Linked DNA regions of Homo sapiens: region 1 is linked to region 2. A link is an interaction called in ENCODE POLR2A ChIA-PET data of the cell type or tissue named here. Cell type or tissue: PC-3. All regions are shown on one strand. Links, peaks and the distances in the headings refer to the core of each region. The heading gives the core; the rest is flanking DNA. Region 1 overlaps SMAD9 (SMAD family member 9). Region 2 overlaps DCLK1 (doublecortin like kinase 1).

Region 1 (4,399 bases), core at 70-4,069, 980 kb before region 2:
AGAATGTTTTTATTTCAGTGGCACTACTGAACCTGAAATTGAGTCTGGTCATCTAAATAATTCAACATGATCTCTGAAGGAAAAATATTCTGGGGATCACTTAGGGTTTCATTGCAAGCAAGAGAAACTGATTTTGCCTTGGGGGAAAAAAAGACTTATTTGGCAGAATTAAAGAAAGACGTAACAATCAGGTTGCCAGAAGGCCAGGTATTAGGACAGCTCTGGTCATTTCCAAGGTAGGAATAAAGAGCAGGTCTCTTTAGAGTGCTGACACTAGAAAGATCCTTCTCCAAATGCTTTTGTGAATTATGACATTCTGCTTAAGATTCCGGTTACAAGGAGAAGACTGTTACCTTAGCTTACTCACATGCTTGCTTCTTAGGTGGAGATGGGGACTTAATCGACAGTTTTATGATGAGCACAAAGACTAATGGGAGTAGTTCCCAAGGGGAAAAACAGCTCTATCATAAACAAAAAATAGATAAGAACAGCAAGTATCCACTCTGTTGTGTACTGATGAGCAATGTTCAATTCTAACTGCCTTGTTCCTTTCTGATCCTAGTACTGCCTCCTGTGCTCGTGCCAAGACACAGTGAATATAACCCCCAGCTCAGCCTCCTGGCCAAGTTCCGCAGCGCCTCCCTGCACAGTGAGCCACTCATGCCACACAACGCCACCTATCCTGACTCTTTCCAGCAGCCTCCGTGCTCTGCACTCCCTCCCTCACCCAGCCACGCGTTCTCCCAGTCCCCGTGCACGGCCAGCTACCCTCACTCCCCAGGAAGTCCTTCTGAGCCAGAGAGTCCCTATCAACACTCAGGTCAGTAAGAACTATGGTCTGTGGGGAAATACGGGAAAATAAGCCCAACATCATGATTTATGATGAACAGTCACAATGACAGTCATTGTAACTGTCATTCATATAGTATAAACAGTTTACAAAGCAATCAGCCTTAAAATGATTAGGACTATACCTATTTTGAAGCAGTTACCCTGGAGATAGAACATGTTTTTCCTCTAGTTTTAGTTCTAATGCTCTGGAAGCTCTCAGAAACTAAATGGATTTGAATAGTATCCCTGGGAATTTCCAAGGATTTTTTTTTTTAAGGCAGTAGAAATAAGATGAAAAGACTTCTGTAATCCAAGCAGAAGACTTGGCCTGAGGACAAGCAACATGGAAGATCAATGCTAGGCCTTTACCTTGGTTGCCTCTTTCAACAATCAAAGGAAGCCCTTGCCTAAAACATATGCCTGCATCCTTTGAGTGAGGCAGAAAGTGAAGCCCCAGCTCCAGCCAGTGCATTATCCCTTTCTGCCATGTGAAGCCAGGACAGCATCTTAAATATAGAGCTCTTCAGTTTGCTGAATTGAGAAAGCATATGGAAGGGAAAGGGAGCCTCTAGCATGCTGTCATAATTGCTCTTGCTACCATACCTGTAAAGTGGATCTAAGTTGAGATAATGAATAAAAGATACATATGCACTTTGTGAGTGTGAGATAAATACTGTGCGGAGCTGACAAGTTCCTAAAGGCATGCATAAATACATTTGGTGCCAGATGTTACAATCTGCCTCATTCATTTATTCCTATAATCATTTATTTAATGGATATTTATTAAACTCTTACTATATGCAAGCATTGCCTTAGGATTGCTGAAAGGGGAATTAAAAGGTTAATAAAAATTGTCCCTACGATGTGGGAAGATAAAGAGGGAATTGCCTCTTCACCTCTCAGTTACTTAGTTCCTTTTGCTCCTCAGCAAGTTACATAAGCATCTATTATATTTGTTGCACTATATTATATAATTCCTGTGTGTCTATTTTCCCCATTGAACAGCGAGCCTTCTTTTTTCTATGTCTAGCACAGAGCCTGAAATGCAGTGGTTGCTCATCAGTTGCTTATTGAATAAATAAATTACTACACAGGCGTTTATTTATTTTTATTTTTTATTTTTTATTTTGAGACGGAGTCTTGCTCTGTCACCCAGGTTGGAGTGCAGTGGCATGATCCTGGCTTACTGCAGTCTCTGCCTCCCAGGTTCAAGCAATTCTCCCACCTCAGTCTCCCAAATAGCTGGGATTGCAGGGGTGTACCACCATGCCCAGCTAGTTTTTGCATTTTTAGTAGAGACGGGGTTTCACCATGTTGGCCAGGCTGGTCTCGAACTCCTGACCTCAGGTGATCTGCCCACCTCGGCCTCCCAAAGTGCTGAGATTACAGGCAGGAGCCACTGCACCCAGCCCACACAGGCATTAGAACATGGACATGGAGCTCCAGACCATAGGCACAGGTTTTATTGACTCAGTAAGTGATGACTGAGCACCTGCTAAGTGTCTGGCACTGGGCCAGTGCTAGAGGTGCAGTGATGATTAAGACGGTGTAGTTGTCCCCCCTTATCTGAGGTTTCAGCTACCAGAGGTCAGTTGCAGCCTGAAAATACTGGATGGAAAATTCCAGAAATAAACAGTTCATAAATTTTAAATTGTATGTGGGGATGAAACTTCGTGCCATCCTATCCAGGTTCTGAATCATTCCATTGCCCAGCGCATCCACGTTGTAGATGCTATCCACCTGTGAGTCAATTAGTAGCTGTCTCTGTGATCAGATCTACTGTTGAGGTCACTCTGATTTAATAGTGACCACAGAGTGCAAGAGTAGTGATGCTGGCATATTGTTCTAGTTGTTTTACTTTATTATTAGTTACTGTTCCTAATCTCTTACTGTGTTTAATTTATAAATTAAACTTTATCACAGGTATGTATAGGAAAAAAAACATAGTATATGTGGTATTCTGTACTAGCCACAACTTCAGGTAGCCACTGGGGGTCTCGGACTGTATCTCTGGTGGAGAAGGGGGGACTACTGTGGTCTCTGACCTTCAGGAGTCAGTAGCTATTGAGAGCCATCACATACAGGTAGCCTGTAGCAGTCCAGGCAAGTGATTATAAGGAGTTGAACTAAAACAGGGATATGGGGTTGGAAAGAGGGCAGTGAATTGGGGGAGGGAGGTCCAACAGGACTTACTGTAGGGTGAAGGCAGAGATGCTGGAGGGTAGCTTGAGAGTCATTAACTCAGTGTAGGAGCAGATGGTTGAAGTTTTGCAAGTGGCTGAGTTCACTGAGAAAGAAGAAATACAACAGAAAGAGAAGTCATTTGAGGACAGAACCTTGGTTAAGGAACAGGAGGATAATAGTGTTGCAAAATATATATTTACCTAACACACCTCTATGCTACAAAGACTTCCTGTGCTGACTTTGAATTCCTGCCCTGGTTACTCTGACAGGTTGATGTTCTTTTTACTCTTCCCACCCAAGCAGGACAGACACCAACAGTGATGCAGAAGCTGGTTAGTTTCTCACAGAAGGCATAGCCCTTTTCACTTCAAAGAAAATAATTCTTGTCTGAATGATTAACAGCAAAATGCCAACCTGAGTAACAGACCTGTAGATAAACAAGAGTAAAAGGAACCTTTGCGATTTACTGGTTCAGCCTCTAAATTTTTTAAAAAGCTCTATTGAGGTATAATTCACATACCATACAACCACCCATTTCAAATGTACAATTCAGTGGTTTCTCATATGTTAATTTTTTTCAAGTAGTGGTGAAATATATCTAACACAAAATTTGTTTAACCATTTTTTTTTTTTGAGATGGAGTTTTGCTCTTGTTGCCCAGGCTGGAGTGCAATGGCACAATCTCGGCTCACTGCAACCTCCACCTCCCAGGTACAAGCCATTCTCCTGCCTCAGCCTTCCAAGTACCTCGGATTACAGACATGTGCCACCACACCCGGCTAATTTTTTTGTATTTAGTAGAGACGGGGTTTCACCATGTTAGGCTGGTCATGAACTCCTGACCTCAGGTGATCCACCCGCCTCGGCCTCCGAAAGTGCTGGGATTATAGGCATGCTCCACTGCACCCAGCCCATTTTAACCATTTTTAAGAGTACAGTCTAGCCGGGTGCAGTGGCTCCCGCCTGTAATCCCAGCACTTTGGGAGGCTTAGGCAGGCGGATCACTTGAGGTCAGCAGTTTGAGACCAGCCTGGCCAACATGGTGAAACCCTGTCTCTACTAAAAATACAAAAGTTAGCTGGGCGTGGTGGTGCATGTCTGTAATTCAGCTACTCCGGAGACTGAGGCACGAGAATCGCTTGAATCCAGGAGTCGGAGGCTGCAGTGAGCTGAGATTGTGCCACTGCACTCTAGCCTGGTGAGGACTATTAAAAAAAAAAAAAAGTACAATCTGATGGCATTAGGTGCATTCATAATGTTGTGCAACCATCACCATATCTATTTTCAAAAATTTTTTCATCACCCCAAACGGAAACTCCGTACTGATTTAACAATAGCTCCGTATTTCCCTACTTTGCCAGCCCCTGGTAAGCTCTATCTACTT
Region 2 (4,399 bases), core at 166-4,165:
GCTAGGTCCAGGCACTCCTCACTTCCCTAGCACAGCACAGGCCCCTGTCTGGTTTCCTTGCCTGCAACCTTGCACTCCTCAGCTCCATCCTCCACATTGCCTCCCAGTGTTCTCTCTAAAAGGCAAATCGTTTTAGATCAAGTCTTACTTATTCTTTTAAAATATTTTGTTGAGTAAGGAGCCTCCTTACCACCCTTCTCCCATCCTCTTTAAATGGTCCCAAATACCCTACATCATCTGGTCCTTATCTGCCACTCCAGAATCCTCTTGATTCATCTTCTGTTCTAATTCAATGGCCCGATAATGAAGAATGGCTGGCAGTTCTCCTTCCCACACTCTCTGTTCTGCCTTAGACCTCTCCTGCCCTGGACCATGCTGTCCTGTAGCCTGGGGCACCTGCTCTTCTCTTCACCTAGTTTATCTCTGCACATTCTCTAAGGTGCACCGCAAGTGTTCCCTGTGCTATGAGCCTCCACACTCACAACCCTCAAGATGGGTTAAATGTCCGTTTTCTGAGCATCTAGAGCCCCCTCCACACACCTCTGTCTTCTACCCCAGCATACTTAGCACCTTATGTTGGAATGATCTGAGGGTGGAGTTGTCTCTCCCTCCCCTCTAAAGGTTTACCTGAGGTAGGGACTGCGTCCTCTTCATCTTATCCTGCCAAGGCCGAGTGCAGAAGAGACACGAGGGAATGATTTCTCTGTGGAGCTTTACTGGATGCCTCAATAAGACGAACTTTGCTGTTTTCTTTCAAAGAAAAAAAAATCTTTACTTTTTTTTTTCTATATATCAAGTTCTAACAGCATATTTTAACTTTTTTTTTTTTTTTTTTTTTGAGGTGGAATTTTGCTTTTGTTGCCCCGGCTGGGGTGCAATGGCGCAATCTTTGCTCACTGCGACCTCCGGCTTCCGAGTTCAAGCGATTCTCCTGCTTCAGCCTCCCAAGTAGCTGGGATTACAGGCGCATGCACCATACCCGTCTAATTTTTGTATTTTTAGTAGTAACAGGATTTCACCATGTTGGTCAGGCTGGTCTCGAACTCCTGACCTCAGGTGATCCACCCTCCTTGGCCTCCCAAAGTGCTAGGATTACAAGTGTGAGCCACTACGCCTGGCCTAACAGCATATTTTAGAGACCTCACTTACTTTTACTTTTCTTTGTTGTTCTATATACAGTCTAAGCAAAGTCTCTCTGAAAATTGTGTGTTCTAACAGCAAATCTTACCAATTTTCTTCCTTGTTTGAAAATAAATATTCAAAATATTACTTTCCTTTTGGGGCATATATACGTTTAACATCTCATCCTTGAAGTTTTCCTGAATAATGATGTCAAAACAAAGCGCCTTACTTGTATTATTCTAAGAATGTTTGGAGGAGAAAAATAGCAATTTTTGTTAGAGAGAGTTTTAGGTTTATGTGAACTACAAAAAAAAAAATCATAAAAAAATCAATCTGGCGTTTGTAGAATTTTTTAAAAATTTGATATTGTTGGTAGTAGATGTAATAGTTTTTTCTATTAAAAATTTATTCATTTTACTTTCACTGAAAAATATATTCATTATACTAAAAGAGCGTTTACTCTCAACTGTATAGAGTATAGGCAATTACTGTTTTGTTTTGTTTTTTTTTGCTATAGTATATGAACACTGAGTTATAAAGAAGATGACTGTAAAATGGTTAGTTTTTTTATAAAATAGGTGCTTTATTTGTGTTCCTCTCTAAAATCTTGTCATAAAATAATTTATAGAGATAGCTACCCACATGCCATAAATGCAAAGACATAATTAGCCACTTCTGATATCACTTACAGAAGACAATTTACTCAGTCCAAGAAGTGGGAATAAGATTAGCGTGTGCATCATGTCATATTGCACTTTAAAATAGATACAATGTAGAAAAATATACCTACATGTAATTTAAATGGGACCAGTCTAAAAGTAAATGCTGCCCCCAAGAACCATGAAGCATCCAGCTACTGGTATTCAATTGTTCATATTTCTAAAGGTATAATAAGAATAATTCTGAATGACCAAAGGAAACTTTAAAATCCATCCAGTGAATTTTCATCTAATTTTTTTTTTTTTTTACCTTTCCTGTTAGAAAAATACATATTCAGTGACCAGGTGTGGCGGCTCATGACTATAATCCCAGCACTTTGGCCTCTCCCAGCACTTTAAGAGGCCAAGGTGGGAGAATCGCTTGAGATCGTTCGAGACTAGCCTGAACAACATGGCAACATTCCACCTCTACAAAAAAATTTTGAAACTTAGCTGGATGTGGTGCTGCACACTTATAGTCACAGCTACTGGGGAGGCTAGAGGATTACTTGAGTCAAGGAGTTTGAGGTTGCAGTGAGCCATGATCACACAACTGCATTCCAGCCTGGGCAACAGAGCTAGACCCTGTCTCAAAAAGAAAAAGGAAAGTGTGCATCAAAGTCTACTTGAATATGATTATCTTTGTAATCATGCCCCAGTTTGGAGTCAGTCTTTTGTTAATCATCATTACAGCAGCCAAATATTTGAAAATAGAGGTCATGGTCAGTGAGAGTTTGGAGATGAAATGCTGCCAGAATCTGAGCTCTTGTTCATCTTCTCTTGGTCCTCTCTGCTCCTCGTGCCTACACATTAATGGCGGGCTCAGGAGGGAAGAAGACTCTCAACAAGGAAGAGCTGAAGTGTCTGTGTAGCATGGCACACTGGGCTGTTCACTCCCACCCCTCCGCTGAGCACCTTCTGGCGTTGTCTTCCCTGGGCACCTCTGTGCCTTGTGTCTTTCCACATGCTGCTTCCTCTTTTTCTTGAGGACACTCTTACACCCTGCCTCTAGGCACTGCTCAAAGATAAGATTGTGTAGCAGAGCGAGGTGCCCAGTGCATATTAGCTTTCCTCCCACCTGTTCCCAGGCTGGAGTAATCTCCCTCCTCTCCACTGCGAGAGCCCTTCCTAGGTAGGGTGCCAGTTACACCCTGGGAATACACGCTTGGGCTCTGGCGTCAGACTGCACCAAGTTCAAGTTCTGGCGCAGATGCCGTGTAGCTGTGTGCCCCTGGATAAATTCCTTGCCGTGCTAAGCCTTAAGTTCATCTTTAAAATGGGGCTGCATTTGCGCTTAGCTCTTAGCATTAAATAGTAAGGTCATGCATGTTGGGGAAGTACACGTTGAGTATCCCTGTCCAAAATGCTTGGGGCCAGAAGTATTTCAGATACAAGGGTTTGGTTGTTTTTTTTTTGTTTGTTTGTTTGATTTTGGAATATTTGCATATACATGAGATATCTTAGCGATGGGACCCAAGTCTAAATATTAAATTCATTTATGTTTCATGTACGCTTTATACATATAAGCTTGAAGGTGATTTTATATTATTTTTATAGTAATTGTATGCATGATACAAAGTTCATGTATGTTGTACCATCAGAAAGCAAAGGTGTCACTATCTCAGCCACCCCAGTGGATGATCTGTGGTGATTTGGCATCACCATCATTACTGACTCTGAATTTATAGGCTACCAATAAGCAATCATTTTCCTGCACTTATTCACACATAAGTACTTAACAGTAAAAAATATGATACACCATTAATACAGGAAAAAAATAATGTGTGCAGATTAACTAAGCAGCACAGCAGCATCACAGAATACCTGGATCAGCTGTTAAACAGCAGCAACAACAGACAGTGCAGGCTTTAGTCTCCACTTACCATGCTGTGTTTTGATTAAAAGGTAGGACACTGTGCAGTGACTCTCTTGGAGACGCTGAATAACCTGTGCAATGTACCTGCATTTTGACTGTGACCTGTCACAGGAGGTCAGGTGCAGAATCTTTCACTTGTGGCATCATGTCAGCACTCAAAAAGTTTTGGATTTTGAAGCATTTCAGATTTTGGATTTTCAGGTCAGGGATGCTCAACCAGTAGTAAGTGACTGGCACACAGGAAGTGCTCAATAAATGGTAGCTATTGATGACTTTGTCAAAGTTGTTAATATGGCTTGCCTTTGTTCTTTAAGGATAGAAACGGGGTTTTATTCTTTTTTGTATGTCACACAGTGGATGTTCAAAAAATATTTGCCAAGGGGATAAGTTAATGAATAAACTTAGAATGGTGTTGTGAGCCAACAGCAGGAATATTTCAAATCTTTCTGGGAAAGCTGCTTGCCCCTTCACCTCTGCTGGACTCCTTGCCCCGAACCCAGTAGTTCAGAACCTTAAAGGAAACTACTCAGATAGGGTAGATGTCTTTGGTTTTGTCTCATTTCTTCATTCACCGTTCATTGAACAATTACTACAGGGCTCCGCCTATGTGTCCAGGCACCACTGACTATCTGAAAGCAAGGTGCCAAAGTGTAAAAAACACTGCTGAAAACAAATCAATTTGTGTTTGTGTGCTGTCATGTGG

What was found. ChIA-PET counts read pairs that join two places held together with the same protein. Peaks named below come from ENCODE experiments on the same cell type or tissue, not always from the same donor. Only the 100,000 strongest peaks of a DNase experiment are listed, where the experiment ranks them.
Region 1: POLR2A ChIA-PET joins it to region 2 with 7 read pairs; 1 of 35 experiments calls an interaction of 5 or more read pairs at or near these places.

The regions. Positions count from the first base shown.
Region 1 is chr13:36,869,079-36,873,477 of GRCh38, reverse strand. It overlaps SMAD9 (SMAD family member 9), which reads left to right. Exons shown (of 7, transcript NM_001127217.3): 3 at 563-820. Among named protein-coding and RNA genes, the nearest start is that of SMAD9, 49 kb to the left of the region's middle. In PC-3, for the core only: no CTCF peak of the experiment used is centred there; a DNase peak (open chromatin) is centred at 2,347; H3K27ac peaks cover 1,024 bases.
Region 2 is chr13:35,892,978-35,897,376 of GRCh38, reverse strand. All of the region lies in intron 4 of DCLK1 (doublecortin like kinase 1), which reads left to right. LOC105370163 (a long non-coding RNA gene) reads right to left here. Exons shown (of 3, transcript XR_941855.3): 2 at 628-750. Among named protein-coding and RNA genes, the nearest start is that of LINC00445, 200 kb to the right of the region's middle. RefSeq lists an enhancer at 3,906-4,399. In PC-3, for the core only: no CTCF peak of the experiment used is centred there; no DNase peak of the experiment used is centred there; H3K27ac peaks cover 57 bases.